Linked DNA regions of Homo sapiens: region 1 is linked to region 2. A link is a loop called in an ENCODE intact Hi-C map of the cell type or tissue named here. Cell type or tissue: CD14-positive monocyte. All regions are shown on one strand. Links, peaks and the distances in the headings refer to the core of each region. The heading gives the core; the rest is flanking DNA.

Evidence for each region. Peaks named below come from ENCODE experiments on the same cell type or tissue, not always from the same donor. Only the 100,000 strongest peaks of a DNase experiment are listed, where the experiment ranks them.
Region 1: a loop joins it to region 2, with 1.9 times the contacts of the local background. A loop is called at or near these places in 62 of 110 quality-filtered maps.

The regions. Positions count from the first base shown.
Region 1 is chr9:100,356,109-100,372,769 of GRCh38, forward strand. The region is part of intron 2 of LOC105376177 (a long non-coding RNA gene); the gene reads left to right. Among named protein-coding and RNA genes, the nearest start is that of TEX10, 11 kb to the left of the region's middle. RefSeq lists a silencer at 13,226-13,418. In CD14-positive monocyte, for the core only: no CTCF peak of the experiment used is centred there; no DNase peak of the experiment used is centred there.
Region 2 is chr9:100,401,456-100,418,116 of GRCh38, forward strand. No RefSeq gene overlaps it. Among named protein-coding and RNA genes, the nearest start is that of MSANTD3, 17 kb to the right of the region's middle. RefSeq lists a silencer at 10,177-10,266. In CD14-positive monocyte, for the core only: no CTCF peak of the experiment used is centred there; DNase peaks (open chromatin) are centred at 9,186 and 10,336; H3K4me3 peaks cover 2,095 bases; H3K27ac peaks cover 1,316 bases.

The DNA.
Region 1 (16,661 bases), core at 4,731-12,730, 46 kb before region 2:
CAGAGCCCTCATAACCTAATCACCTCTTAAAGGTCCGGCTTCTCAATACTGTTAGAGTGGCAATTAAATTTCAAAATGAGTTTTGGAGGGGACATTCAAACCATAACATCCAGAAATGTTTATAAGAAATCTGCTCTTTAAATATTGGCAAGTACATTTTTCCCCCTATTTTCGAAACACTGTGTAGGCCAAACAAAATACTTATTGCCAGTTGCCAGTTTACTGTCTCTGGTTTAGGACATAAAAAGTTTGTACTTGAAGACAGGCTTTTTCCAACTCTTAAGTGATGAACGCAACAATTGTAAGGATTGATCACTTCCCGAGCTTGAAGAGATCTTTGATAAATAACAAGCATGTAATTAATCAAGGTCCTTCACCCATGCCAGAAAAACATTATTTACAACGAACATACATTCTGGAATGTGTAGGACACTCCAATTCCAAAACTCTGTCCAGTTGGCCACATAGGTGCTGTGTTTAGTTTCCGCAGCCATAACAAAGTACCACAAACTGGGTAGCTTAAATAACAGAAATTTCTGGATCTCAGTTCTGGAGACCATGGAATCTGAAATCAAGGTATCAGCAGGATTGGTTCCTTCTGAGGATTCTGAGGAAGATTCTGTTCCACACGTCTCTCCTAGCTTCTGGTAGCTTTAGACATTCCTTGTAGACATTCCTTCTGTGTCTTCACATTGTCTTCCCTTGTGTATATCTGTCTGTGTTCAAATTTACTCCTTTTATAAGAACCCCAGTCATAGGGGCTGCCCTAATTACCTCATTTTAACTTGATCACTTCTCTAAAGACCTTATTTCCAAATAAAGTCACCTGAGGTACTAGGGGGTAGAACTTCAATATATCTTTTTGGAGGACACAATTCAACCCATATGAGCCACCAAGATCTGTGTCCAGAAATGTCTGTATTTCATCATCCAAACGCTTTGTCCTTTTTGTCTATGCTCAGACACATCACGATATTCTAGGTTAAGTAACTTCCTTCTACGTAATCTACCCAACCTTTGCAGCTTTCCTTTAAAATGTGTTTCATACTGGGCTTCCAGCATTTGCTTTGGGAATAAGGTATCACTGCTTTAAAAAAAAACCTGAAACGTTGTTAACCTAATAAAAATTGACTTTATAATTTCAAAGCAAACAAAAGCATATACATATTAAACTGGCTCTTACCTTACATTTTAGAGCTACTACTAACACAAAAAGCAGTCTCTTTGAAGAAGCTGAAATGATGAGTTCAAACATGATACTATAACCAGGGGCACATTGTCTAGGAATTGATTGGTATTATATATACAAATGACTTGGCACACAGCCTCAATAGCCCCTCAATAAATGGCAACAGATATCACTACTGATAATGCATCATTGGGCATTATTTGCACTATATGTGCAAAATCAACATTTAGTTGGGCTTCTTAGATAAAGTAACAGAAAACCAGTTCTGACATTAAGTGAAAAGGAATTTATTGAAAGTATATTGAATAACACAGAGAATGGCCAGGGAGGCTACCAGTTCAGGCTTAGAAAAAAGACAGGAAGGAAAAGACCAGCAAGGCCAGGAGTGCAAAGACCATTACACCACAAAATCAGTCTAAGACAAAAGGATTAGAAATGAGGAAGTTAAATTATCTCCATTTGCAGATATAATTGTATATCCAAAAAAAAAAATCAACTGAAAACTTACTATAAACAATAAAAGAATTCAGAAAGGGGCCAGGCACGGTGGCTCACACTGTAATCCCAGCTGTTTTTGTATTTTATTTTTGTTTTTTGTATGTCACCTTTTTTTCTATAAAATTGTTTGGACCATGCAGCAGTGCCAGTCTCTCTCAACCTGTTTTGATTTGGGGAGCTGTGAATTGTTTTTTGTTTAACTTTGTTAAATTTAATCTGTCTAAATTTTGCTTTATTTTTGAAAGCTGGCAAATGAGAATTCCTGATGAAAGCTCTAAGACCTGCTGTGTCTATGTGTCTATATTTCTATAACTCAATATGTGTTACATGTATGTGATAATATTTGGGAAATGAAGCTAGTTTTAAAATAGTTGGTAAAATAAAATAATAATGACTTCAGAATTGTCAGTTCAATATAATTCAGACATTTTCTCCTGGATATATTCATCAGACAGGTTTATAATGTGTCTACTACATGTTTTAAGGTCATAACGTGGCTTCTTTGATTTTTGATACTTATTGGTTTGTCTGTAAGCTTTTGGTTTTGCTTTTGAATCTCTGGATTCTTTTGTTGGGACAGGTAGCTGTGGTAAGGGTTGGGGACATGTTCTTAGCAACTTGACCACCAGTTATAAGGCAGTCAAGCCCACTATAACCACTTCCTACCTGTTCCAGTTTTGCCCCCTGGCTATGTTAGAAGGGGTTGGATCCTCCAGGCATTGTCTTCACAGTTATCTTCTATCCTGAGCCTACCCCTGGTATGTAAGTTCAGGAACCAGATGGGCCCTGCCTTTCATAGCCCTTCTAAGTACCACATGCCTACTTAAGACCGAGGAAAGACGTTAGCGAAGATACCTGTGTCATAGTTTGAGTAATTAAAAATCTTAAAATCCTTGTTAAGTAAAGTAATAGATAATCATAAAATGGCTGAGTCACTTCTAAGTCACTTAAAATATTGAACAGTAATTATTAAACAAATTTAAATTTATGTACTTTGACATCTTATGGTATTTAAAAGCTAAATATATTTAGAACTGGTAAACAAAAATGTGAGAAAACAAATCTTTCTAAAAATTATAAAATGTTTTCATCTATAAACACTGATATAAAACTGCTCAAACTTCCTAAGTTTTCACTAGAAGTTAGGGTTACTAAGATAAGCACTTCTCAACAGAAGACATACACATGGCCAACATCAATAATCATTAGAGAAATGCAAATCAAAACTGCAATGAGATCACATCTCACATCAGTCAGAATGGCTACTACAAAGTAAAAAAATAACAGATGCTGGTGAGGTTGTGGAAAAAAGAGAGTGCTTATAAATTACGGGTGGGAATGTAAATTAGTTCAGCCACTATGGAAAGCAGTTTGCAGATATCTCAAAGAACTTAAAATAGAACTACCATTCAACCTAGCAATCCCATCACTGGGTATATACCCGAAGGGAAATGAATCATTCTACCAAAATGATACATACACACATATGTTCATCACAGTACTATTCACAATAGCAAAGGCATGGAATCAATCTAGATGCCCATCGACAGTGGATTGAATAAAGAAAATGTGGTATATATACATGAAGAAATACTATGCAGCCAGTAAAAAGAATGAAATCATATCCTTTACAGCAACATGGATGCAGCTGGAGACCATTATCATAAGCAAATTAATGCAGGAACAGAAAACTGAATCCTGCACGTACTCACTTATAAGTGGGAGATAAACATTGAGTACACGTGGATACAAAAAGGGGAACAATAGACACTGGGGTTTACTAGAGGGTGGAGGGTGGGAGATTGGAAAACTACCTACTGGGCACCATGCTTACTACCTGGGTGACAAAATGATTTCTACACCAAACCCCAGTGACATGCAATTTACCCATGTAACAAACCTGAACATGTACCCTCTGAAATGAGAAAAGTTGGAAGGAAAAAATAAAAGAAATTAAGGTTACTAAGAGTATACTAATTCTATATACAGAGTGTATAAGGAAAAGCAAGGGCTGGGTGTGGTGGCTCATGCCTGTAATCCCAGCACTTTGGGAGGCTGAAGTGGGAGGATTGCTTGAGCCCAGAAATTCAAGACCAGCCTGAGCAACATGGCAAAAACCTGTCTCTACAAAAAATTCAAAAATTAGCCAGGTGTGGTGGCATGTGCCTGTAGTCCCAGCTATTCCAGAGGCTGAGGTGGGAGGATTGCTTGAGCCTAGAAGGCTGAGGTTACAGTGAACCATGATCATGCCACTACCCTCCAGCCTGGGTGACACAGCAAGACTTTGTCTCAAAAAAAATAATAATAATAAAGGAAAAGATAGATGGGCTTTTAGTGAAAAACTTTGTAAAAACATGAAAATGGCCTTGGATGATGGGTACTACAAAAGCCCAGACTTCACCACTGTACAATTCATCCATGTACCCCAAAACCACTTGTACCCCTAAAGCTATTGAAATAAGAGACATAAAAATGTATGTTTATTGAGAAAAAGATAATTTCATCTCACTTAATAGTTACTTAAAGATTATTTCAAATTAAAAAAATTTAAAAGATATGATAAAGCTAAATATAAAAAGTGAAAACAATTCATTACAATATGTTATAAAAGGTTTGTAAAAATCTTGTGTAGTCAAAAGATGACTGAGATTAGATAATTTGGTTTATAAGGTTTTAGTAAAATTAACTTTAGTATTTATAATACACAAATACAAAAGTAAAATATGGCTTTCTCTTTTAAACAAAAATTTTCATGTAGTATTAATAGATAGTAAAAATTTTTGTTCACCTTATGAGTAAATGACAAAAAAAGACAAGAAGAGAAAAAGAGAGAAAGATTCTGTCTTATGCTATTTCTTAGATCTGTTAATTGTTTGGAAAACTCAGTACCCTCTCAAAGAATAAAGTTTTTGCTTTTTAAAACCTTTTATTGGCCAGGTGCAGTGGCTCATGCCTGTGATCCCAGCACTTTGGGAGGCCAAGGTGGGTGGATCTCGAGGTCAGGAGATCGAGACCATCCTGGCTAATATGGTGAAACCCTGTCTGTACTAAAAATACAAAAAAATTGGCCAGGCATGGTGGCGGGCACCTGTAGTCCCAGCTACTCGGGAGGCTGAGGCGGGAGAATGGCGTGAACCCAGGAGGCGGAGCTTGCAGTGAGCCGAGATTGCTCCACTGCACTCCAGCCTGGGCGACAGCGAGACTCCGTCCCAAAAAAAATAAAAATAAAAAAATAAAAAAAAACTTTTATCATTTTGGCTAAATGAATGACTGTTATTTTACAGTAACCTGTGATCCTATTTGGATTGTTTTAAACCTTTGACCTATTTGATGTTTCTCAAAATCAAATTTTGAATTCAAAATTCAGTCTTTTTGACCTGCAACTAACTTTGAGATACTACAGAGGGCTCTTACAACATCCAAAAGAGAGATAAATGGTTTGATATGTTAAATTATATGAAAAGTATTGTGAAATAAAGAATAAAGTTTAACGTTCTTCAAGTTATATTTTAATAGATATGTTATTAATATATGTTCCAAAATTATATGAGATTCCTAACATTCTGATATGTCTTGATATATTATCAGTCATAATTATAGTTATTATGTTAAATTATTGTAGGCCACAGAAATAACCAAATTTCCTTGTCAGTTGTGTCTTTACAACCATTTGAAGTCATTTCCACAGTTGATTACTTAATTCTGAAACAGTTTCTAAAAATTTTTCAAAAGCAAGTAAAATTCTAGTGTATTGTGTCTTCAAAGAAGTTCATGGAAAAGATAAAAAGGACCCTGACAAAACTTGCTTAAATACAGGTTTCTGATGACTTTAGAACCATATCATTTGGACTGGGTAAGAATTTCCTAAAACTCTTAAGAAAGAGACAGACTGGTTTATAAAACTGATAACCCAACCAGGACAAAAATTAGTTGAATACCAAAAAAATACTTTGCCAGATTTTCATGCTAAAGAAGCTGGTACTGAAATTGTTTAGATATGCAATTTGAATGAACTCCATGATCCACATCACATTACATATGATAACCCATCTAATAAACAATGGTAGGCACCTGAACTAGAAAAGCAAAAATAGAGTTTAAGAAGATGTAAATCCAATGTTAAGCATAGACTCAGAACCTAGATGGCTGCCTAGTTATTCCTGAGTATTTAAAGCTTTCATTATTAAAAGCTGTGCATTCCATGACTCTTAAGGAAGAAATAAGATGATGCAAATATGCAAATAGAATATATATTGACAGCCGGGCCCGGTGGCTCAAGCCTGTAATCCCAACACTTTGGGAGGCTGATGCAGGCGGATCACGAGGTCAGGAGTTCAAGACCAGCCTGACCAACATGGTGAAACCTCGTCTCTACCTAAAATACAAAAATTAGCTGGGTGTGGTGGCACACACCTGCAATCCCAGCTACTCAGGAGGCTGAGGCAGGAGAATTGCTTGAACCTGGGAGGTGAGGTTGCAGTAAGCGAAGATCGTGCCACTGCACTCCAGCCTGGGCAACATAGTGGGACTCTGTCTCAAAAAAAAAAAAAAAAAGAAAGAAAGAAAAGAATACACATTGGCATGGTGACTATTCTAAATTGCTAAAATTGTTTATGACCAATGTTTGGTTTCTTAAATTCATAATCCTGGAAAGACAATCAGAATTTCAGGTACATGTTTTCTACCTGATGGGCCATGTAAACAGTTATAGAAGAATTTTACTCACTTTTCATTTTCAAGGCATCTTTTCTAGTTGTTTTTATAAAAGATTTCCCGTGCAAGGGCGCTGATGTTATAACAATAGATAAAAGGTTATTTTAAAAATTTGTTTCCCTCCTGGGTTGTTCCTGAAGAAATCTCCAGCAAAAAACATACTTGTTTCACTGGACAAGTTGTAAGATAGTTAAATAAGGTGTTACAGATACAGTAACATTAGACAAAGCTAACTGAGTTGACTAGATTGCCTTGGTCAAAGATATTAGAGTTTAATGACAATCAGATCTACTTCCAGTGAAAACATAAGTTGACCTCTTACACAATAGTCACTAAAAGGCCTATGCTTCTAATAATAAAACTTCAAATATCTTCTGTTTCTAAATTCTGATATAACTAAATGCTACAAGGTTTTAATGCGCATGTGTTTGGATATTTGTACCCTCCAAATCTCATATCGAAATATGATTCCCAATGTTAGAGGTGGGGCCTGGTGAAAGGTGATTGGATCATGGGGGCGGATCCCTCATGAATGGTTTAGCACAATCTCCTTGGTGATAAGTGAGTTCTTGCTCAGTTAGTTCACATGCAATCTGATTGTTTGAAAGTCTGGGACCTCCCTCTCACCTTGTTCTCCCTTACTCCCTCTGTTGCCGCGTAATATCCTGGCTTCCCACTTTGCCTTCCACAACTGTAAGTTTCCCGAGGTCCTCACCAGAAGCCAAGTAGATGTTGGCATCATGTTTGTACAGCCTGTAGAACCAAGAGCCAATTAAACTACCTTTCTTTAAAAATTACCTAGTCTCAGGTATTCTGTTATAGTAATGCAAATGGATTAATGCAAATGCATTATGCCTAATATGGTTTGGATATGTTTCTCCTCCAAATCTCATGCTAAAATGTAATTCCCAGTTAGAGATGGGCCTGGTAGAAGGTGTTTGAATCATAGGGGTGGATCTCTCATGAATGGTTCTGCACCAGCCCTTTGGTGATAAGTGAGTTCATGCAATATCTGATTGTTTAAAAGTGTGTGACAACACCCCTGCTTGCCCCCACTCTTGCCATGTGATGTGTCTGCTCTGCCTTTGCCTGTCACCATGACTGGAAGATTCCTGAGGCCCTCACCAGAAGCTGATGCTGGCACCACACTTCCTGCTCACCCTGCAGGAACCATGAGTCAATTAAATCTCTTTTCTTTATAAATTACCCAGTTTCAGGTATTCCTTTTCTTTATAGCAACACAAGAACAACCTAACACAATGCCCAAGTGTATTTTCACTAGATAAAGAAAGCTTTTTGTGGTCCACGGACTGAGGGCAATCTAACCCTTCATGGATCTAAAACCCAGAGATTGGGTCTTTTGGAAATGATCAGAGAAAGACTGCCCTTGCCACTCACACTGCAGCAAAACTTTGGAACCTTGAAACTTGGGTTTGTAATCTCACAACTCAGAAAGGCCCCTTCCCACTCTGGGAACTATACACCCATTAGACACCTTAAGGCAAAGCTAACCTTCCAGGTCCAACCCACAGACCCTGACCCAGTGAAAGATAAAAGACATACACTGACACAGATATTTTGCCCGTCAGCACAGCTAAGGGGCTCTGCTGCCTGAGTCCACAGCGTCGGCCTTGATAATTCTCGAAGTTCACGTTTATTTAGTACAGATTTAATGACAAAGGCTTTGAGTTAACACACTTGTGGATAATTAACGTGGTTGTCCTCCCAGGAAAGACCAGACCTATGAATGATCAAAGGTCGGTCTTAGGACCACATGAGTAAACAAGCTCTTTAGGTAAACTCCTTTACATTCCTTTATACCTACTCTAAGCTATTAACTCAAGGTAAGAGGATTAGGCCACTCTCAGCCATAACCTATCTTGAGGCTTTTGCAAAACCTTCCGGCCTTCCAAGAAGGTTTGTGTCTATTTTACAATTTCTCCCACCACCCTGACTGAACTACATCTCCACCTTTTCTGTTTTTAGCATCAGGTTTCGTTGATTAGAGAGTACAGATGTGTGCAGCAACAGGTCTGTCAGGTGCGGTGGTCACTGCTCATATTCTGGCTTTGCATCTTAGAATTAGTAAATAACATAAAACAAACATGAGTATAATTAGCAATATTCTTTTCTAATCAAGGAGTGACCTGTAGTGTTACCTGGCACTTCAGTTCGATGTGTGCCGTTACTAAGGAACCCCACTGGGGGTATGTTAATCCCTCTTAGTTAAGCAGTCACGTTGTTGGAAGCTGGGAAGAGGGTGTTTGTCAAAGTAACAGGGCAGAAGAAAGGCAGATTTAAGAGATGAGCCCAATAGAGTGTAGCAGGTACTGGTTGCAGGCAGAGTGAGAAAATTAAAAAAGGAATAAATTATTTGGTTGTGAATGGTGTTTGTGTTTGGAGCAGGATGCGCTTCACCTTCTGAGTTGTTTTCTTCGGCATCCTGTCTGGGGCCTGTGTTGTCCAAGGAAGCCGCATTGTCCAGGGCTGTGGGTCCTGTAGGGTCATTTTCTTTATTTCTGGTACTGGGTTGGGTCCTAGCCACGCCATGGTATGGTTTGATGCATCGTGCTAAAATCCAAAGAGGACCTGAGGGGGTGTAACACAAGCATATCCTCTTCCCCATGTTAGCAAATCATTTGGACCACACTATTCATTACTATTTACATCCTTCCATAAAACTGTGGGTTTTGTCTTGAGAGGTTTTAGCAAAGTGCTTTTCTATAGCTGATTGAAATTTGTCATCTAAATTTAAAAAATTAAGGGTAAATAAGGCTTGTGCTAGTTGTGTTCCAGGGTCCTTACCCATACTCCCCCTTTTGGTTTTCTGAGCATATTTTTAAGGGTAGAGTGGGCCTGTTCTATGACCTGTCCTTGGGGGTTATACGGGATGCCTGTGGAATGCTGGATGTTCTGTGTGTGATAAAATTGTTGAAATTATGAGCTGGCATAAGCTGGACCATTATCAGTTTTAATTTTTGTGGGCCGCCCCATAAATGCAAAAGTTAAAAGACGATGTTTAATGACATATCCAGTGGACTCTCCAGGAAGAGCGTGTGCACTAATTAGATGAATGTTGGTATCAACGGATACATGTACATATCTTAGTTTTCCAAATTCAGGGACGTGTGTAACATGTTTGCCATAACTGATTAGGTTCTAGTCCTCTAGGGTTAACACCTGTAGAAGAAGGGGACGTGCCTGTGAGCTGGCAATCTGGGCATTGCAGGATAATTTGTTTAGCTAGTCTTTGGGTAAGTTGAAATTGTTTAGTTCAGTTTCTCCAATTTTGGTGGAAAAGTTGATGTGATTGGGTGGCTTGGTCAAGCAGTGATGTCATAACTTTTAGGTCTGCTTGATCATTGCCATAAGCCAATGGGCCAGGCAGTGAACTGTGGGCCTGAATGTGTGTAATAAAAATAGGATTTGTACGTTGATCTCGCAATTGCTGAAGCTGGAGAAAAAGTGCACACAGGATGGGCTCTAGAGTAGACCTAGTTAGGGCTGTCTCAGGTTCTGCAATAAATAGAGTAAGTAGAGTCACTAACAATATTGATGAGCTGCGCAGAAAAAGTTTCCAAGGCCAATATTAAGGCTCCAACCTCAGCTCTCTGAGTGCTAGTAAATCCAGAACAAGTGAGGAAATTATGTGTTCTCCACCAAACAGCCACCTTTCCATGTTTACCAGAGCCGTCGGTAAACAGTGTTAAAGTGTTAGGTATGGGGGATTGAAATTTTTGTAGGCAAAACCATAGAAGTACGAGATAAGAACTGAAGGAGCTTGTCAGCAGTAAGCATATGTTCTAAATGGCCTGTGTAATCAGAGAGTGCTGTCTGAAGATCTAAAGAGAGGGGCAATACTGCTTCAAATGGCTTTTTACTCAAAGGAATTCTTATGACATCAGGGTCATAACTTAGCAACTGATTGCATAGTCTGCGGCCTGAATAGATGACTTTACTGACTAACTGGATATAGGTCGAGTGTGTTTTAATCCTGGTATGTGAGCAAAAAACCCATTCTAGAAAGCGTAGCCCTGGGGCCATCTGTCCTATTAACCCTGTAGGGGAGTGTTTATTAGGGAAAATAAACAATTGGATGGAATATTGGGTGTCTATGCGAACTAGTTGCCTTTGGGAAATAGCTTGTTCTATTTCTTCAATTTCCCTTTGTGCTGCAGGAGTTAAATATCTGGGAGAGTCCAGGGCTGTATTGCCCTTTAAGATACAAAACAGGTTTTGCAACTTATCAATAGATACGCCCAAGGTGGGGCGAAGCCAGTTAATATCGCCCAGTAATTTTTGATAATCATTTAAGGTGTGTAAGTTGCTAGTATTTAATTTAACCTTTTGAGGACTTACTGATTGAGGAAGTTAGTATGTATCCAAGATATTTCCAAGGAGAGGACATTGGTATCTTCTCAGGTGCTATGATTAAACCTCTTAACTGTGTATTCTTTACCACAGAGGCATGTAATTTTAAAAGTACTCACTCCAGGCTGGTCATGGTGGCTCACGCCTGTAATCCCAGCACTTTGGGAGGCCGAGGCGGGCGGATCACGAGGTTAGGAGATCGAGACCATCCTGGCTAAAACGGTGAAACCCTGTCTCTACTAAAAATACAAAAAATTAGGTGGGCGTGGTAGCGGGCGCCTGTAGTCCCAGCTACTCAGGAGGCTGAGGCAGGATAATGGTGTGAACCCAGGAGGTGGAGCTTGCAGTGAGCCGAGATTGTGCCACTGCACTCTAGCCTGGGCGACAGAGCAAGACTCTGTCTCAAAAAAAAAAAAAAAAGTACTCGCTCTGTTGGGGCTGCTAGTAAATATCATCCATAACATGGATAATCTTGCAATTAGGAAATAATTTTCTACTGGGGAGCAAAGCCTGATTTACATGATACTGACACACGGTAGGACTGTTCAGCATTCCTTGAGGAAGCACTCTCCAGTGAAATCAACAAACTGGCCTTTCATTATTGATAGCTGGTATTGTAAATGCAAATTTTTCTCTGTCCTGTTCTGCAAGGGGAATCCTATAAAAACAGTCTTTAAGTCAATAACGATTATAGGCCCATCTTGAGGAATCGCTGCGGGGGAGGGGAGGTCCTGTTGAAGAGGCCCCGTAGACTGCAAATTAGCATTAATAGCACGTAAGTCATGCAAAAGTCTCCATTTACCAGAGTTTTGGGGAATGACGAAAATGGGTGAATTCCAAGGGCTGTTAGATGGTTCTATATAACCGGCTTTTAATTGCTCCTCAGCTAATTCATGGGCTCTATGTAATTTCTCTCCCTTCTAAGGTCACTGTTCTACCCAAATAGGATTTCAAGGGAGCCACGTCAAGGGTAGTGGAGGAATAACAGTGGCCATTATTAGAAAGAGGTTTGCAGTTCACATAATTCATCAAATTCTGCCCTCCAGAGGAGGTACTGACTGGCGTTTAAAGTTGTTTTAGCTAGCACTGACCAGTCCCATGGAGTCATATAGAAGTTGTCTGCTCTGGCCTCAATTAATCCTTTCATTAAATGGGCTAGCGGCTCCGTTATCTCTAATGCTTTTCCTTATCTCTTTATGTACCTGATTGCCTTGTTAATCTTGTATTACCTGGCAGGCTAAGAGCTCCCCTTCTAATGCCGCTTGCCTAAGACAGGGTCCCATAGCTATAGCGTATCCCCTGTCTTTTTTCCAATTTATTGGAAGAGGGGGCTCAGGCAAAACCTCCGTATCCTCTTTGTTATTTTGGCTCAGTGATAGCAGGGCTAAGGGATAAGGAGGTGGTAAAGTAGGTGACTGTTTCTCCTTCCTTCCCTTTTTAGGCTTTTCTGTGTATAACGAGGCCAGAGCTGCCTTAATTAAGGCCCATAACATTAGAGATGTTACTGGGACCTGTTGCCCTTGCGCATGATGTTGTTTAAGATTTCTCTCCACTTGTTCCCAGAACTCTACGTCTAGTGTACCTTCTTCTGGGAACCATGAGTTATGGGATACAACAGTTTGCATTAGGTCCCTTAATTGAGCCTGTGAAACCGAGGCTCCACTAATTTTAAGCAGCTGTTTCAATACTTTTATCTACTGTTGCTGTTGAGCTGATAACTGTTGTCCCATGATGAAACCTAGCCTGAACAATTCCCTCAAACTTGGAAATCCCAAGCAGGTACCAATGACTTACTGATTTACTAACTGTGCAGTCTTCTTCACCTTCGTTTTTGAGGGTTCTCTCACAATTCGTGGCAGCGTTCCTCACATGGGGCACCACCTGCCGGGTCTGACCCACAGACCCTTACCCCGTGACAGATGAAAGATGTACACTGACACAGATATTTTGCCCGTCAGCACGGCTAAGGGGATCTGCTGCCTGAGTCCACAGTGTCAACCTTGATAAGCCGGCGAAGTTCACATTTATTTAGTACAGATTTAATGACAAAGGCTTTGAGTTAACACACTTGTGGATAATTAAGATGGTCACTCTCCCAGGAGAGAGCAGTCCTACAAATGATCAAAGGTCAGCACCACATGAGTAAACAAGCTCTTTAGATAAACTCCTTTACATTCCTTTGTACCTCCTCTCAGCTATTAACTCAAGGTAAGAGGATTAGGCTGCTTTCAGCCATAACGCTATCCTGAGGCTTTTGCAAAACCTTCCAGCCTTCCAAGAAGGTTTGTGTCTATTTTACAATTTCTCCCACCACCCTGACTGAACTCCTACACTAACCAGCAAAGTTTCTCCTCAGAAACAGACAACATCCTAGATGTGGACAACTTTTGCAAGATGACAGATTAATGATCAGGGCTTCTCTACTATCATGAAGCTCTTACCTGTCAGTTTTTTCCTTGCTCACACCTCTATGAACAATAAAACTAGGCTGGGGTCAGTGGCTCATGTCAGTAATCCCAGTGCCTTAGGAGGCCAAGGCAGGAAGATTGCTTGAGGCCAGGAGTTCAAGACCAGACTGGGCAACACAGTGAGACACTGTTTGTGGTCAAATTATGGGTTGACCCCCTACTCCAAATATATGAAAATGATTTGCTAGACTTGGTGGCATGCACCAATAGTCCCAGCTACTTAGCAGGCTGAAGCAAGATGATCACTTGAGCTCAGGAGTTTGAGGCTACAGTGTGCTATAATCACACCACTGCACTCCAGCCTGGGCAACAGAGCAAAACCCTGTCTCAAAAGAAAAACCCACAATAAAACCAGAAAATGAGTCTCTTATGTGCATTTCTGGAGTGTACTTTTATTTGTAGAGGATTTTTTAAGCAACCTTATAAACTTATACATGGACAACATTATGCATTGATAAAAGATAAAGGACCAACATGTGTGAAAAATTTTAATATACATTTGTTGCTTCATAATGAATCAAAAAACAAAATATTGGTCCACTCCTCTTAGCTTGTATCATAGGTTAAAGAGAACATTGGCAGGAGGCCTTCACTCTTTTGGATGGACATCATTTGCTAGGTCTCTTTTTACATGATTTGGAGTAAATGATTCAGTAATTAAACATTTATTCCTCATAATAGACCTTATAGCAAATTCTACTACAAAGTCCATGGTTGCACAACAGACTTCTTTAAATTCTCTTACAGCCATGCGTAGAATGTCAAATGGACCCTGTATTAGTTCGTTCTCACACTGCTATGAAAAAATACATGAGATTGGGTAATTTATAAAGGAAAGAGTTTTAATTGACTCGCAGTTTCATATGGCTGGGGAGACCTCAAAAGCATGGCAGAAGGCTAATGAGGAGCAAATTCTCATCTTACAAGCAGGCAAGAGAGCTTGTACAGGGGATCTCCCATTTATAAAACCATCAGCTCTCATGAGACTTATTCACTACCACAAGAACAATATGGGAGAAACTGCCCCCATGATTCAGTTATCTCCACCTGGCCCCACCCTTGACACATGGGGATTAATACAATTCAAGGTGAGAGTTGAGCGGGGACACAGCCAAACCATATCAGCCCCTCTCTGACTAGGATGACAAAAACTCAAAAAAAAGTATGATCGTGAAGTTGCCATAACGTGTGAATGACATGCTGAAGCCAGAAACCCAAAATGATGGTAACTGAGAGTGGCCCTAAATTTTGGTCTTACCTAAGTGAGAACCTGACCACAAGGGGGAAATATTTTAACAAAATTATGGGAGGCCATTGTTGAGGACTGAGCTCATACACTAGGCGCCAACAGATCAGGCCAAGCCAAAATGAAGTCACTCATACTAAATACAACAGAATTAAACTAAAACTTTAAGGAAACAAATAGATCCTAACATAGAGTAGGTTTTGTTTTCTCCTGAAAACAAGAGATTCCAGCACAAGGAGGTCCCCTCTGCTATAACCCTTATTAAAAAAAAAAGTGGCCATGTGCAGTGTCTCACTCCTATAATCCCAGCACTTTGGGAGACTAAGGCAGGTGGATCACCTGAGGTCAGGAGTTCAAGACCAGTCTGGCCAATATGGCAAAACCCTGTCTCTACTAAGACTCTGAAAATTAGCTGGGCATAGTGGTGGGTGCCTGTAATCCCAGCTACTCAGGAGGCTGAGGCAGGAGAATTGCTTGAATCCAGGAGGTGGAGGTTGCATTGAGCCAAGATCGTGCTACTGCACTCCAGCCTGGGTGACAGAGTGAGACTCTGTCTCAAAAAAAAAAAAAGTAACCTGAAGCTGAAGTCCATGTTCTCATCTTACAAAGCCCACTGTTCTACTGTCTCTCAGAGGGATTTGAGACCAAATAAGAACATCACAATGGGGACAGAGTGACATCAATGCCTAAAAATTTGGTCAACCTCTCAAAATTGAGAAGTTGACTAAGAGGTGAAGAGGTTGACCAAGAGGTGGCAATTGTTAAATTAAATTTAGTCGGAAGCTGCTTCCTTTTAAGTTCAGCCTAAAGGTTTTTCTGTACATATTGAACCGTAACCTAACTGGACATGTAAACAGACTGAAACCGACTTTTGTAACAAGCAGCCAAGTCTCAGCCAATCACAGAAGCCATATTTTATCCACTCATGAATAGCCAACTGTTTAGTATTCAAATAAGTCAAATGCCAAGCTGTAACCAATCCGGCTGTTTTTGTACCTCATTTCTATTTCTGTACGTTGCTTTCCTTTTTCTGTCCATAAATCCTTTCAGGCCATGTGGCAGCATTGGAGTCTCTCTTAACCTATTCTGGTTCAAGGGGCTCCCCAATTCACAAATTATTATTTGCCCGATTAAACTCTGTTAAATTTAATCCATCTAAAGTTACTTCAAACAACAGAAAAAGAAATATAATGAATGACCCTTCCACATACTAAAAGCTGTTTAACCTGACTCATAATAAGAGAAGTGCAAATTAAAAGATATTTTTTCTTACTTTCAAGATTATCAAAATCCAAAAGTTTGACAACATACCCGTATGAAGCTGTGGAGAAATAGTGCTCATACATTATTGGCAGAAGTGTAAATTGGCATAAACGCTACAGAAAATGTATTTGTAAGCATTAACTTGGCTGGGAGTAACAGTAAAACACAAAACAACGAATTTATTTTTCATGTTAAACTTCAAATGTAGGCAGACTAAGCATCAAGTGGCTCCATTCCAGGAAGTCCTCACTCAGACTGCTTCTTTCTTGTTCCATTCTCAAGGTCATCTCATGCTTCAAAATGGCAATTCTAGCTCAAGCCATCATGCCCACATTTCAGTCAGCAAGTAAAAGAAAGGAAAGGAAAAGGAAAATTGAAACCTCCATTTAAGGAGGTTTCTTGGAAGTTGTAAGTAGTAAAAATCTCTGCCACAAATATTATTTTGTGAAATTTTTGTTTCAATTTTATAGAAACGTGTACGTATACTCATTGACAGAGCAGAACATATTCCTTTTTTGTGTGTGACAGAGTCTTGCTCTATTGCCCAGGCTGGAGTGCAATGGCGCGATCTCGGCTCACTGCAACCTTGGCCTCCCGGGTTCAAGCAATTCTCCTGCCTCAGCCTCCCAAGTATCTGGGATTACAGGCACGTGCCACCACACCCAGTTAATTTTTGTATTTTTAGTAGAGACAGGGTTTCACTATGTTGACCAGGCTGGTCTCGAACTCCTGACCTCAGGTGATCTGCCCGCCTTGGCCTCCCAAAGTGCTGGGATTACAGGCATGAGCCACCGCGCCTGGCCGCAAAATATATTCTTACAGTGAATCTCAATTTTTAAAATGTTGAAAACTACTATGCTAAGTGAGGCAGTATAATGTAGTACAAGAACACAGAAAGAAAACAGGCATGATT
Region 2 (16,661 bases), core at 5,669-13,668:
ACATTTCCTGTATATCCTGAGCATAATTACTTTGGGACAGCAGTGATACTCCTAGGGCCTAGTAGGGGGATTAACAGTTTTATCTTTTGCAGGCCCATCCCTGGTTATCTGCCCCTCTGTTTAGTGCTCCTTTTCTCAACTTACTTTATTGTGGGAATCTGCCTTCTACTCCCACTAGGGAGTAAGATCCAAGAAGCTAGGACTGAGGTCTCATTCATCTTTATACACTAGACATTATGCAATCCTTAGCACAAAGGGTAGAGTGATTCATCCTATTTTTATGGAGATGGGCCCTACTCTGTGCCAGGAATTGTGTTGGAGCTAGGGATTTAATTACGGGCAAGATTCAGTCTGTGCCCTCAGTGAGCTTGCAGTCTAATGGAGATTACCAACAACCAAACTGGCAGTTAACAATACATTTTAAGAGCTGATGGGTTTAGTACAGAATGGGGTGGAACACAGTGGAGGAGATCACATAAAAATTTGCAGGCTCAAAAGGACATGCATGACTTAGAGTCTGCCCTGAGTGCCATTTCCCTGGTAAGTGCATTTTTGGACCGTCACCTACACCACCTCATTCTATAATCCCCTTCCCCACCTCCCATCCCCACCCTGATCCCTACCAGCATTTTCCTCTGTTGTTGTACTCACTGCAGTGCATTGTAATGCTGTCCCTACTATACTTTTAAATGTAGGGCCAAAGGGAATTGCTTGGTGGGAGCCTGCACATTTTAAACAATAATGCAGATTTCCTGAATGATAAAATGCAAGTAAATCTGTATGGAATTGAAGCTTTATGCCATTCCTTCAACACAGAAACTGTTCCTAGCCATTCCACAAGCCCAAGGCTATTCTGCAGTCTTAGCCAGAACCCTGATCACTTCCTGGCACTTTCTCTAACCACCTATGGGGATGGAAGTGCTTTTAAACTGGATTATGGTGATGGTTGCACAATAGAATACATGTACTAAAAATCATTGAATTATACAGTTAAAATGGATGAACTGCATGGTACCCAAATTACATCTCAATAAAGCTATTAGAAGTTAAAAAGAAGAGAGGATTATAAATTGCTCTGGGGGGTCAACCTAGAGTGTCTGCCACTGAAACTCTTTAGTTTTTTCTTTCACAACTGGAATCATATTGTACGTATTCTATGCAAATTGCTATTTTCATTTAATATGTACTAGAAGAGATATTTCTGTATAACACATATATTTCATCAATTTTTAACATACAATTTTTCACATCTTAACGTGAAAACCTCTGATATGGTTTGGATCTGTGTCCCCACCCAAATCTCAAATCTCATGTTCAGTTGTAATCCCCAGTGTTGGATGTGGGGCCTGGTAGGAGGTGATTGGATCATGGATGCAGTTTCTCATGAATGGTTTAGCACCACCCCTCGATGCTATTCTGGTGATAGTGAGTGTGTGAGTTATCGTGAGATTTGGTTGTTCAACAGTGTGTAGCACCTCCACCCTCTTCTTCTTCCTCCTGCTCCAGCCATGTAAAATGCTGGCTCCCTCTTTGCCTTGTACCATGATTGTAAGTTTCCTGAGGCAGATGCCGCCATGCTTCCAGTACAGCCTGTGGAATCATGAGTCAATTAAACCTCTTTTCTTCATAAAGTACCCATTTTCAGGTATTTTGGTATTTCTTTACAGTAATGTGAGAATGAATTAATACAATCTCTTATCACAGACTTTATATGTGCATCAAAACCTGAGAATGGGTGTCAGTTTGCTAGAAAATCCAACAGAAACTGAAAAAGAGGAACATTTTTTAAACAAATGCTGTATCACCAATACTTTGGATGGCACACGGGACAACTTCATGGGGAAAAAGCACATCATTGATGACTCTGACTCAAAAGGGATTCAGAAGAGTCAGACTTGCTGACCTAATGTGAAGTTTTTTGTTTTTTGTTTTTGAGATAGGGTCTTGCTCTGTTGCCTGGTCTGGGGTGCAGTGGCGAGATCTTGGCTCACTGCAACCTCTGCCTCCTGGGCTCAGGTGATCCTCCCACCTCAGCCTCCTGAGTAGCTGGGACCACAGGTGTGTGCCCATGCCCGGCTAATTTTTTGTATTTTTTGTAGAGACAGGGTTTCACCATGTTGCGCAGGTTGGTCTCAAACTCCTGAGTTCAGGCAATCCACTGGCCTCAGCCTCCCAAAGTGCTGGGATTACAGGTGTAAGCCACTGCACCTTGCCTGTGAAGTTGTTTTAAAAATACCTTAACTCATTTATTTCCTTTATATTTTCCATTTTGTGAGTGCAAAAGAAAGTGATATGTGACTTATAAATCTAGGTTAAATAAGTCTAAAAGATCTCTTTCATTAAATATAAATATATATTCTACATAATAAAGTATTGTGCCACAGTTCAATTGGCAGCATTTTTTTTTCTTATTGGTATACAAAATAATGTTGGGTCTTACAATTGATGTCACATTAGAGTCAATGAAATACAGTATTATACAGTGTGTTTATTACTTTTTAAAAAAAAATAGAGATGGAGCCTTACCATATTGCCCAGGCTGGTCTGGAACTCCTGGGTTCAAGCAGTCCTCCCACCTTGGTCTCTCAAAGTGCTGAGATTACAGGAGTGAGCCACCGTGCCTGGCCTACTTTATGACTTTTAAACACCATTTATCAAAATTAATGTTCTAGTGAACTCCCTCATACATGCCTCTTTGTGTACATCTGTGTCTCTAGAATATATATATGTATATAGGTGTGGAATTTCTAAATTGAAAGGATTGCACATTTAAAATCTAACTACTGTCCTTCAAAAAGATTATATCAATATAAATGTGCACTAGTAATGTATCAGGGTATCCATTAAGTGACACAAAGCATGTTTTTTATTAATAAATTTTTCCTAATCTGATCCTGAAAAATGTTATCTCATTTGTTTTAAATTGCTTCTCATGTATTTTTGTCTATTATCTCAGGCAGAAGACAATTCTTACAGTTAATTTCCCATTATTTTGCATTTGCATAAGATATTCATTAAGATTATAAACACTTTTCATTTCTGCTTTTAATACTGGTATGATTTCTTAATGTTAAGCTCCATCTGGAATTTATTTTTGCCTTAATGTAAGGTAAGTATTTGATTTCTTTTCCCAATGAATAAATAGTTGTTTCAATATCATTTATGGGCTTGTACATCCTTGCCCATGTGCTTAGAAGTATCTGTTTATATTTGAACTCTATTCTGTTTCTTTGCTAAAAATTTCCATTTCTCTGGAGTAACATACATTTAAAATTACTTATCTTTATATATACGTTTTTTTTTTGTTTGTTTTTTTGAGATGGAGTCTCACTCTGTCGCCCAGGCTGGAGTGCAGTGGCATGATCTCGGCTCACTGCAACCTCTGCCTCCCAGGTTCAAGCAATTCTCCTGCCTCAGCCTCTGGAGTAGCTGGGATTACAAGCACCTGCCACCATACCTGGCTAATTTTCTTATTTTTTTAGTAGAGATGGGGTTTCACCATGTTGGGCAGGTTGGTCTCGAGCTCCTGACCTTAAGTGATCCAGCTGCCTCAGCGTCCCAAAGTACTGGGATTACAGGCATGAGCCACTGCACCCAGCCTCTTTATACAATATTTTAATATCTGATAAAGCAAACCCCATCCATTCATTCTTTGCAAAAGTCTCTGGACTACTCTTTTTTTGGGGATTGTTGGGGTCATGCTCTGTTACCCAGGCTGGAGTGCAGTGGTGTGAACACAGCTCACCGAGACCTCCACTTCCTGGGCTCAAGCAATCCTCCCACCTCAGCCTCCCAAGTAGCTGGGACTACAGGCATCCACCACCATGCCCAGCTAATTTTTGTATTTTTGATAGAGACAGGGTTTCACCATGTTGCCCAGGCTGGTCTTGAACACCTGGCTTCAAGTGATCTGCTCACCTCAGCCTCCCAAAGTGCTGGAATTACAGGCGTGAGCCACCGTGCTGGGGCAGATAACTGTTTCCTATAACACAATTCACTAACTGGACAAAAAAAAAAAACAGTCAATAAATTGGACTTCATAAAAATTTTAAAATTTCGTTTATTAAATGACACTTTAAAGAAGTGAAACAGCAACCTACAGACTGGAAAAGATGAAGAACAGGTAAACAGAATATCTAAAGAACTCTTACAAATCAATAATAAAAAGACAAACAACCCAAGTGTTTAAATGGGCAAAATGAACAGATATTTCACACACAAAATAGATATCTGCTAAATGTATGAAAAGTTGCTCAACAAATTAAAATCATAATGAGAGACTAACACATATTCATCAAAATTGCTAAAATTTAGAAGACTGGTAATTCTAAGTATTGGTGAGGATGTGGGGTAATGGGAAAGAGTGTAAAATAAAACAACCATTTTGGAAAACTGTTTGGTGGTTTCTTTTTTTTTTTTTTTTTTGAGACTGAGTCTCGCTCTGTCGCCCAGGCTGGAGTGCAGTGGCACGGTCTCTGCTCACTGCAAGCTCTGCCTCCCGGGTTCATGCCATTCTCCTGCCACAGCCTCCAGAGTAGCTGGGACTGCAGGCACCCGCCACCACGCCCAGCTAATTTTTTGTATTTTTAGTAGAGACGGGTTTCACTGTGTTAGCCAGGATGGTCTCTATCTCCAGACCTCATGATCCGCCTGCCTCGGCCTCCCAAAGTGCTGGGATTACAGGCGTGAGCTACCGCGCCCGGCCACTGTTTGGTAGTTTCTTAAAAAGTGAAACATGTACTTACCTCATGATGGAGGAATTCTACTCCTAGGCATATCCAGGGGTGTCCCATCTTTTGGTTTCCCTGGGCCACATTGGAAGAAGAAGAATTGTCTTGGGCCATATATAAAATACAATAACAATAGCTGATGAGCTAAAAAAACAAAAAAGCAAAAAAACCCTCCTGTTTTAAGAAAGTTTACTGTATTTCCAAAAAAGACTTGTGCAGGAATGTTTATAATAGCTTTATTCATAATAGCCCACACTGGAAATAACCCAAGTGTCTATTGACAGAAGAACAGATAAATAAATTGAGGTGTATTCACACAGTAGAATACTATATGGCAATATAAAGAAATGAACAGCTCATACACGGAATGAAAGAGTACGCACTGCATGATTCCTTATAAGAAGGTCAAGAACAGACAAAACCAAGCTATGGTGATAGAAATCAGAATAGTGGTGTGTCTCGTGGGGTCTGGGGGGAAGATGACAGGAAGGAGACATACAGGAATTTCCCGAAGTTAAGGAAATTTCTTCACCTTGATCTGGATGATGGTTGCACAAGTGTATATATTTGTCAAAATTCATCAAGCTTTACACTTAAATGTATTCATTTTTAATACATAAATTACACCTCACCAAAGTACTGTTAGTATAAAGAGGTGGAGAAAGGTGATGGTAGGCATTTGTGTGATTTCTGAAGGGGAGTACAAGGCATGTTAATTGGCTCTAAAAGTTGATGGCATTCATGTGGAGTCCTAATTAGAGAAAGGGAGTCAGGCTGGTGGGAGCAGGGGAAAGCAAAAAGAAAAAGCAGATAAGCTGTGAGTCTGCCTTTCTTCATGGTCCAGGACACATAGCCCTCCTGCGCAAATAGCTCACAATCTTCCTGCACCCAGCTATCACCAGTCCCTCAGCTGATAGAAAAATGCAAGTTAGTTCACTGCAACCTAGCCATTATCTGTACTGCACATATCCCTCTCCAGCACAAGCATCATCCTATAAAACCCAAGCAAGCCTCTGTCTCTTTGCAGTCAGCTCCTCTCTTGCTGATCTGCCCATTGCCTTCTTGCAATGCATTTTTACTACTTTCTCTCATATACTGCCTTGGTAAATTCTTTTTTTTTTTTTTTTTTTTTTTTTTTGAGATTGGGTCTCACTGTGTCACCCAGGCTAGAGTACACTGGCATGATCTTGGCTCACTACAACCACTGCCTCCCTGGTTCAAGCGATCCTCCCTCCTCAGCTTCCCAAGTAGCTGGTATAATTCCAGCATGTGCCACCACACCCAGCTAATTTTTGTATTTTTAGTAGAGATGGGGTTTCACCATGTTGGCCAGGCTGGTTTCAAACTCCTGAGCTCAACTGATCTGCCCACCTCGGCCTCCCAAAGTGCTGGGATTACGGGAGTGAGCCATGATGCCCAGCCTGCCTTGGTAAATTCTTTTTACCAACTGCGTCACCAGCCTCAGATAGTTGCAGCAACTCATTCTTAAATCTAAGTTTATTCTGAATCTATTTTATTTTCTTTCACTGTTATCTATTATTAGTATTCATTTCACTTGATAACATCTATTTCCAGAATCAAAATAGAACTGAGACAAGGAGAGAGAAAGAAAAAATACATAATGTAGTATTACAGAGTTAGGAATAGGGTTAATTAGTCAAAAAAAAGTTTGCAATAGAATTAAATAAGTTGCACGTACTGACAAATATAGGAAAAGAAGTATTTCTCTGGAGGAAAGGAAGCAGATCTTGGAGGAAGTCTTTAGAGAGAAAAAAATGAGCTGAGAGCACTAATTAGCTGTATATGACCTCAGGGAAGTCACTTAACCTCTCTGGGGATGATTCTATTTTACAGATTTTTTTTGGTATGTTAAATGAAAGAATTGAATTAAATGAGCTCAGAGCATCCTATTAAAGTACAATATGATAATTAATATTCCCAAGTCATCCAGAAAAGTCTAATTTGTGTTCTCTGTATTTTGTTTAATAAAGCTGAGAAGTTTGGAAAACATTTATTTGTCATGATAAATTGTTATTGATACATTGAGTGTCCACCTCGTGCAAGTAGTGTCCTAGGCAATATACTTTCATTGTCTTGTTTAATTTATACTTTAATTAATTAATGGATTTTATAACTTGAATAATTGGATCAATTAAAAATGTCTTAAAATAACGTGTATGTATATATATTATATATCTTTATTATCATAAAAATGTAATATTATTGCAGAAAACCAGGAAAATAGAGAAAATCATATACAAAAAAGTAATTCTGTCACTCTGAAAGCAACTATTAACATTTTGAAGCATATCTGTTGAATAGAGACAAATATTAGTTAAGATTTTTTAAAATAAAATTGAGACCAAATTCAACATATTTCTATCCTGTTTCTATTTTCAAAAACATGCTTTTTCAGTAACCATATAGTATTCCATTTTATAAATATAAAGGACTAGATAATCCTTTTGGTTGGCCATAAATAAAAGTTTTGACACCAATGATGTAAACTTTAGTTACACCAAAAATTCCCCAGGGCAATGTCGCAGTCAGGGTCCCCAGAGGAAACAGATGGCAAACAGCAAGAGGGTAATTTGAAAAGTGTTAAATACAAGAACTATTTACAAAGGAGTGGGCAGGGATTAGGGGAACCAGAAGTAATAATGTAGTATGTGATAGCACTGTTGATGGTACCCCTTAGCTTGGAGGAGCGAGAGGAGGCAGCAGTTCCTAGAACTTGGAGACAAAGAAACCTCCATGGAGACAGCTGCCTGACAAAAGCTGTAGCTGGCACTTGGTTGAGGGAGTAGCCAGCGTGCAGCGACCCAGCTTGGAGGTGCAGGGGATAAACACCTTGACACCCTCATTTGCTCTGAGGGCCAGGGAGGCCAGGGAGATGTTGGTGTAGTCCACACAAATCAGCCTGCTTAGCCACAAGGCATGGCAGAGAAACGTGAAGAGTGCACCAGGAGGAGCAAATGGAGTTCTGAACACACACTTTTACTTTGATCACGCTTACTTGGCAGAATTCATCTTTGTAATGACTTGATCTGGGAGTCAGAGATAGTTTCTCTTAAGAAGTGATGTTAAATCTGAGACCTAGAGGATGTGTAGTTGCTAAGAATATGAAGAACAAGGAAAATAATACATGAAGTAGGGGGAATAGTATGTGCAAAGTCCCTGTGGTAGAAGGGTGTTTTTAAGGAACTGAAAGAAGGCCAGTGGGTAAGACAGAAAGACAAAGTGGATAGAACAAAGTAAAATAGAGTGAAGATTTTGGCAGGGCAATATTGTAGGTCCCACTAAGGATTTTGGTCTTTAACCTTGAAATGAAAGTAAATCATTGACAGGTGTTAGGATCAAATGGCAGATTAGATTTGCATATTAAGAATATTATTATTCTGCTCTGGGGAGAATGGATTGGCAGACAAACAAAAATGAAATTGAGGTGAGTATAGTATTAATCCAGGTAAAAGTTTGGATTAAGGTGCTGGTAGAGATGGTGTGACACAGACAGGTTTGAGAAATGTGCGGGACATAACATTGACAAAACTTGATAATATATTGGATATGAGAATGTAAGGGTGGGGATAGTGTCAAATAAATCTACCAGATTACTATGCTTGCTTATAAAACTGGATGGATGGAGCCGGACACGGTGGCTCATGCCTGTAATCCCAGCACTTTGGGAGGCCAAGGCAGGTGGATCATCTAAGGTCAGGAGTTTGAGACCAGCTTGGCCAACATGGTGAAACCCCATTTCTACTAAAAATACAAAAATCAGCTGGGTGTGGTGGCACGTGCCTGTAATCCCAGCTACTCAGGAGGCTGAGGCAGGAGAATCGCTTGAACCCGGGAGGTGGAGGTTGCAGTGAGGTGAGATCATGCCACTGCACTGGGCAACAGAGCAAGACTCTGTCTCAAAAAAAAAAAAAAAAAAAAGCAAAAACAAAAAACTGGATAAATGAAAAGCTTTTTGGAATTGGGAAATTATAAAATGGTGTATATAGATAGATAGTTGGCTATTTCTTTTCTTTTTTTTTTTTTTTCAGACAGAGTCTTGCTCCGTCGCCCAGGCTGGATTGCAGTGGCGTGATCTCGGCTCACTGCAAGTACTGCCTCCCAGGTTCACGCCATGCTCCTGTCTCAGCCTCCCGAGTAGCTGGGACTACAGGCGCCCGCCACCACGCCCGGCTAATTTTTTGTATTTTAGCCTGTGAAACAGGGTTTCACCGTGTTAGCTAGGATGGTCTCGATCTCCTGACCTCGTGATCCGCCCGACTCGGCCTCCCAAAGTGCCAGAATTACAGGCGTGAGCCACCGCACCCGGTCAGTTCGGCTATTTCTTAATGAGTTAGAGACCATATGTTCTAGAAATAAAGTGGTTGTGAAGCTGAACAATGAGAACAGAAACCATTTCTACAATTTAACACTTGTTAAGCAATCAGAGGAGTGGTAGGTGTCAGGAGGAAGAACTGGGAGAGAGAGGTTAGAGGACTGACATGAAGCAGACATTGAGGAAAGAGGAATTTATGCAATAATGGCCCAGGTTGCTGCAGATGTGAGAAAATATTCAACTTTTGAGAAAACATAATAGAAAAAAAATAGTTTGGCACAAAAATACAAATAAGCAAGCAAAACAAAATTACTACTTTTCTTCCCCTCCCTCCCCCACTCCCTTTTCTCTTTCTCTGTCCCTGGGGACCAGCGTTAAGGATCAATGGTCTGCCTTCGACAGTCCCCATCCCTAGCTATTTGCTCCTTTGTTGAGTGCCCCCTTTCCTCACCTTATCTTATGAAAAGCGTTCCAACCCTCCTAGACTGTGAGCTCCTAGAAAGCGGACTTAGCCTATTTTTGTATGCTATATATCACATAGCCTACTGTACAGAGTAGCTGCTCATTTGTGTTTCTTATATTGAGGTAAATCTGAATCTTACCTGGGCCAAACTCTGCGTTAGGATCTGGGTATTCAACTGTCAGGGGACTCAAGTGTGAGCAAGACCTTGTCTCTACCATCCTAGATCATACAGTCTTAGGAGGACATTGACACTAAAAAAGGCCATTACATGACCCTCAGATGAATGCGCATGGGGTAAGTACGGGTCCTCTGGATAACAGAGGAGCATGGAATGGTAACCCTAGAGACAACCTGGTGCCATTCCTGCTAGATACCGACATCTCCTATATGAATTTTGGTGGTGGGGTGAGGGGATAGGGAAATGGGGGCTGTGAGCAAGGAGGGAGGTTCCAGGAACATCTTTCACATCCCCTAGTCCCCATTTCCTTCATGAACTGCTGTATCCATCAAGTGCGGGTACGCAGGGAGCACAGTCGTTGTGCCAGGTGGGTGCCAGCACACAGCAGTCATTGACATTGTACAGACTTCTGGAGTAAATGGAGGGATGGATGAAACACTTGTGCAATCGAAATTTTTGCGACTCCTTCCATTTGACAAGTACGGTCCACGCCATTCATTCCCCAACCCAAAGCCCGCGAAGCCCCGCAGCTTACACAGAGGCCCCGCCCAACCGCCCCGCTCTGCGCGCTCCCTCAGCTCCAGCGCAGCAGCTCTGGGAGACACGCTGAACGGTAGTCAAGTTCCGGGTCACAGTGCGCTTGCGTAGGAGGAGCCAGTGGCGAAGAAGGGGAGGAGCTCGCGAAGCTTAGACTGCAGTGACGAGGAAAACGTGGATGGGATAGGAGCAGGAAAACCTCTAGGGCTCTGTGGGGTTAGCGCTCTTGGGGCCGTTTAGTGGGTGTCCCGGGGGTACTCAAAGAGAACCCGTCAGAGACTGACCTTAGTTTACACACGATGCGTCTTTTACTGCTCACATCGAGTCTATTGATTTTGCTTTTTTTTTTTTTCAATTACTTTAGTGGTCAAGAATTGCTGCTTTGCAGTGAGACAGATCCAGATTCCAGTGTCTGGTGTGACTGTGTGTGGCCTTGGGCAAGTTATCTGTCCAAGTTTCAATCGCTACCTGTATCAAATGTAGTTGATTGTAGTTGTGTGCATCACAGGGATTTTGTGAAGATTAAATGACGTCGTATGTATCAAGGGCTTAGCGCACTGCCTGGTACGCAGAAAAAGCCCAGTAAATGGCAAGTGCTATTATAACCATTATCATGAGGTTGGAGGATCGCTTGAGCCTGGGAGGTTGAGGCTGCAGCGAGCAGTGATCGCCCCACTGCCCTCCAGCCTGGGCAACAGAGTAAAACCCTGAAAAAACAAAACAAACAAACAAAAGCCCGGGGGAAACAAATCAAATGTCCCCGTATAAATGATAAACAAAATGTGGTATATACGGAACCTTATTCAGCCTTTAAAAAGAGTGAAATTCTGATGCAAGTTACAACATGGACAAACCTTGAAGACACTATGCTAAGTGAAAAAAAACATACACAAAAGAACACATGTTGTATGATTCCAGTTACATGAAGTATCTGGAATAGTCAAATATTATACACAAAGACAGATGAATAGAATAATGGTTACCTGAGGCTGCAGGTAGGGCAGAAATGAGGAGTTAGTGTTTAACAGGTGCAGAGTTGAGGATGATGAAAACGTCTGGATGGATGGTGAAAATGGTTGCACAGCCATGTGAATGCACTTAATGCCACTGAACTGTACACTTAAAAATGGTTAAAATGGGCCGGGCGCAGTGGCTCACGCCTGTAATCCCAGCACTTTGGGAGGCCGAGGCGGGTGGATCACGAGGTCAGGAGTTCGAAACCAGCCTGACCAACGTGGTGGAACCCCGTCTCTACTAAAAATACAAAAATTGGCTGGGCGTGGTGGCGCGCACCTGTAATCCCAGCTACTCAGGAGGCTGAGGCAAGAGAATCGCTTGAACGCGGAAGGCAGAGGTTGCAGTCAGCCGAGATCGCGCCACTGCACTCCAGCCTGGGCGACAGAGCAAGACCTCAAAACCAAAACAAAACCAAAAAATGGTTAAAATGGTAAATTTTATGTATATTTTACCACACAAAGAAAAGGAGAGGAAAGAAGCCCAGGAGCAGGCAGCGCACAGCGGGAGTGCATGGCAGCTCAGCTCAACAATGCTCTCAGGCGCTTAGGGTCCTTCTATCTTTCAGTTTACCACTCCCAGCATGTGACTTTTGTCCTTGTGGTCATAAGATGATTGCTGCTTCTCGAGGAATTGTGTGCATGTACTAGATAAGAAAAGCCAAAAGTCATCTTCTTGTGAAGTTTTATATTTTCATTCAAGAAAAGGAGCCTAAGGGAATACCCGCCTGCTACTCATTGACAGGAATTTTATCAAGTTGACCTCTCAACAGGAGTCTGGGAAAGTTACTTTTCAAGTGTCTAAAGTATAGAATGGCACAATAAAGGGGAGCTGTGAGGTCCCCCTTATCATGCCATTCTATAGATACTTGAAAGGTAATTTCAAGTATCTAAAGTATAGAATTTTCAAGTACAGAAAATTTGAGGCCGGATGTGGTGGCTCATGCCTGTAATCCCAGCACTTTGGGAGGCCAAAGTGGGCGGATCACCTGAGGTCAGGAGTTTGAGACCAGCTTAGCCAATATAGTGAAACCCCATCTCCATTAAAAATACAAAAAAATTAGCCGGGCATGGTGGTGCGAGCCTGTGGTCCCAGCTGCTCCGGCGGCTGAGGCAGGAGAATCGCTTGAACCCGGGAGGCGGAGGTTGCAGTGAGCCGACATCGCGCCACTGCACTCCAGCCTGGGAGACAGAGAGAGGCTTTGTATCAAAAAAAAAAAAAAAAAAAAAAAAAAAAAGGAAGAAAATTTGAGTAGCCAAATTTTCAGGGAATGTCCCACAAACATAGAGGTTTATTTTGCTTTTTTCCATAAATGTGCTTATACTGCATATTATTTTTTGCAACTTGCTATTTTTTCTTAGCAATATGAATTAGAATTCCTCAGTTCCTTTAGCTGCTGCAAAATACTCTTGTTTCTAAGGCACACTTTTTTATTCACATTTTATGATCTCTCAGATTGGTATGCATCTTACAGTTGCTGTCAGCTAGCAAGGCAGCAATAGTGATGTGGTTGTCATTGCCTGCTGGGTATGCATCAAAACTTGCAGAATGGAGGTTAGCAGCCTGGCATATTGATGATTCTGAGTCTAAACATTATACAGAAGGTTCAGACTCTGAGAAGAGGATTTAGCTATATGGTAATCAATTTATTTCATGAATCCTTTTAATTTATGCATAAGGATAATATGGAACTAAAGATGTCTTAAGCCTTAATTAGCTTTTTCAATAAGTATAAAATAAAAATTATAAATGGCAAGAAAGCTTTGTGTCATAGCTTAATTAGGATCATTTTTCTTTCTTAATGATGTATGAAATAACGAAGGCTATAGCGGGTCACATCCTCGAGTTAATGAAATACAGTGTTCTTTTTTTTTTTTTTGAGACCGAGTCTCGCTCTGTGGCCCAGGCTGGAGTGCAGTGGCGCGATCTCGGCTCACTGCAAGCTCCGCCTCCCGAGTTCACGCCATTCTCCTCTCTCAGCCTCCTGAGTGGCTGGGACTACAGGCGCCCGCCACTACGCCCGGCTAATTTTTTGTATTTTTAGTAGAGACAGGGTTTCACCGTGTTAGCCAGGATGGTCTCGATCTCCTGACCTCGTGATCCGCCCGCCTCTGCCTCCCAAAATGCTGGGATTACAGGCGTGAGCCACTGCGCCCGGCCGAAATACGGTGTTCTAAATATGACTATTCCATAGCTTATTTAATCATTTCCTTTTTGATAGAAGTTAGGTTTAATGATGCTTTAGGAAACCCTTGTGCATGCCCTTTTTTGCATATGTGAAAGTAGTCGTTCTCTAGATACCTAGGAATACACATTTTAACATTCTGAGAGCAACTGCCCTTTAAAAAGCTCCTATCGATTTACACTTCCATGAAAGAACCCATTTTTTCCAAACAGTTTTACATTTTGGTCAATCTGGTATCTGAAAATAGTACATCATTGTTTTGATTTTGTCTTTTAGTGTTGTTAAGGGTGTCTATAACATAGAAGCCAATTTTTAAAAATCAACTTTTTATTTTTGTGTAGTTTTAGATTTACAGAAAAACTGTGAAGATAGAACAGAGTACTCCTATATATCCCACACCTAGTTTCTCTATTGTTAATATCTTACATTAGAATGGTATCTTTGTCACAATCAATGAACAAATATTGATACATTATTATTAACTAAAGCCCATATTTTATTCAGATTTTCTTCATTTTTGCCTAATGTCCTTTTTCTGTTGGACAGTCCCATTCGAAATAGCACATTAAATGTAATCATCATGTCTTCTATACCCCTCTTGGTTGTGAAAATTTCTCAGACTTTTATTGTTTTTGATAGCCTTGATGTTTTCAGGAGTACTAATTAGGTATTTTGTAGAACGTTCCTCAGTTGGGATTTGTTTGGTGTTTTTCTAATCATTGGACTGGAGTTTGGGTTTGGGGGCGGAAACCTGAAGAGGTAACTCTGATCATACCATTTCAAGGGTACAGATTGTTAACATGACTTGTCACTAGTGATATTAACCTTGTTCATCTGGCTGAAATAGCGTTTGTCAGGTTTCTCCATGGTAAAGTTACTCTTCTTTTTTCCCCCTTTTCTATACTGTACCCTTTGAAAGGCAGTCACTGCACAATCCATACTTAAGGGGTGGGAATTTATGCTCCACCACCTTAAGGATGGAGTATCTTCACATATTATTTGGAATTCTTCTGCATAGAAGAGTTGCCTACTCTTCCCTATTAATTTAATTAATGTGTTTATTCCATCATTTATTTGTACAGTATGGGCTCATGGTTATTTATTGTATACTTTGAGTTACATTAAGAATTCAGTGCTACTTCAGCCAGGCATGGTGTCTCATGCTTGTAATCCCAGCACTTTGGGAGGCTGAGGCAGGTGGATCATGAGGTCAGGAGTTGCAGACTAGCTTGGCCAACACAGTGAAACTCCGTCTCCGCTAAAAATAAAAAAATTAGCTGGGCGTAGTGGCAGGCGCCTTTAATACCAGCTACTTGGGAGGCTGAGGCAGGACAATTGCTTGAACCCGGAAGGCGGAGGTGGCAGTGAGCCGAAATTGCGTCACTGCACTCCAGCCTGGGCAACCAGAGTGAAACTCTGTCTCAAAAAAAAAAAAAAAAATTCAATGCTACTTTCTTTTGTTGCTCAAATTGTTCTAGTTTTGGCCATTGGGATCACCTTCAATTAATTCCTGTGTCCCTTCAACACATCTCCAAAATTGTGTACATATTTTAGCTCTTCCTTACTTTCTTTTCTTGTTTGTTTTTTTGAGACGAAGTCTCGCTCTTGTCCCCCAGGCTGGAGTGCAGTGGTGTGATCTCAGCTCACTGCAACCTCTGCCTCCCGGGTTCAAGCAATTCTCCTGCCTCAGCCTCCCAAGTAGCTGGGATTACAGGCGCCTGCCACCACGCCCGGCTAATTTTTGTATTTTTAGTAGAGATGGGGTTTCACCATGTTGGCCAGGCTGGTCTCAAACTCCTGACCTTAGGTGATCCGCCCGCCTTGGCCTCCCAAAGTGCTGGGATTACAGGGGTGAGCCACCGTGTCCGGCCAGCTCTTCCTTACTTTCTAACTTTAAAAAATGCACAATGCTTATCTTGTATATTTCCTACCCTAGTTCTCGAATCAGCCATTTTTTCAAAGAATCCTGGTCCCTTTTATTGGAGAATGCTATTAGAAATCAATATCTGGGCACTATGTGTATAGAAATGATTTTTTACATAGTTATATTTATGAATCTTGTTCTGTATGACTTTGCTTGTAGTATTTTACATAAGAAAGTACAGTAAGTCCTCACTTAACATTGTCAATAGGCTCTTGTAAACTGCAACTTTAAGCAAAACAACATAGAAAACCAATTTTTTTCTCATCAAAATTAGAAGAAAACGATGTTGAAAGACACATTATTCAAGGATCTGCTTTTTGTATTTCCTTTTCTGATAACACAAAGAAGTGCTCTATTTTATTTTAATACCTAGCTAATGTTTTTTACATGTAGCTTTAAAATGCATCTGGAATCTTTCTTTTTATGTGATGCGGAGTAGGAATGTTATTTCTCTGTAAACAGGTAATTAATTATCTCAACTCCATTTGTGGACTAATCAATCTTTTCCTCTATGGTCTAAATGTATGATATTTCTACATGTCCAAGAGTCTTTTCAGGGTTCTATTTTATTCTTTGAGTTTAATTGTCTAATCCTGTTTAGAGACAGGCAAATTTAATTTCTATAAGTTTGTAGGATACTATCTGATAGAATGAGTGCCATCTTGAATCTTTTGCAAAATGTCTTCACTATTCTTGAACATTTTCTCTTGGAGATAAATTTTAGAATCAACTTATCAAATTGCACGTTTACCATGTGCAGTTTTAGCCATTGTCAATTTTATTTTATATTAATTCTTTCTACAGAAATATTTATTATAAATTGGACACAATACTGACAGTTTATATTTAATTCTTAACTTATGAAAACACTGTAAGCAAATCCTTTCAGATGCTACAGAAGAGTAACATCATCTTGTCATCTTCCATTGGTGTCTTGCTTTTTTAGCTTTGCCTATACATACTAACTACTCATTTTGTGGTAGAGTTAAGAACAATAGGTTAAATTATAATGTCCTTCGTTTGTTGGGCATGGCGGCTTATGCCAGTAATACCAGCACTTTGAGAGGCCGAGGCAGGAAGATTGGGAGGCCAAGGTAGGAGGATTGCTTGAGGCCAAGAGTTTGATATGAGCCTGGGCAACATAGCAAGACCCCATCTCTAAAAAAAAAATTTTTTTAATTAGCTGAGCTCAGCAGTACTCTTCTGCAGTCCCAGCTACTCGAGAGGCTTAAGCCTAAGAGTTTGAGGCTTCAGTGAGCTATGATCATGCTATGTGCCATTGTACTCCAGCCTGGGT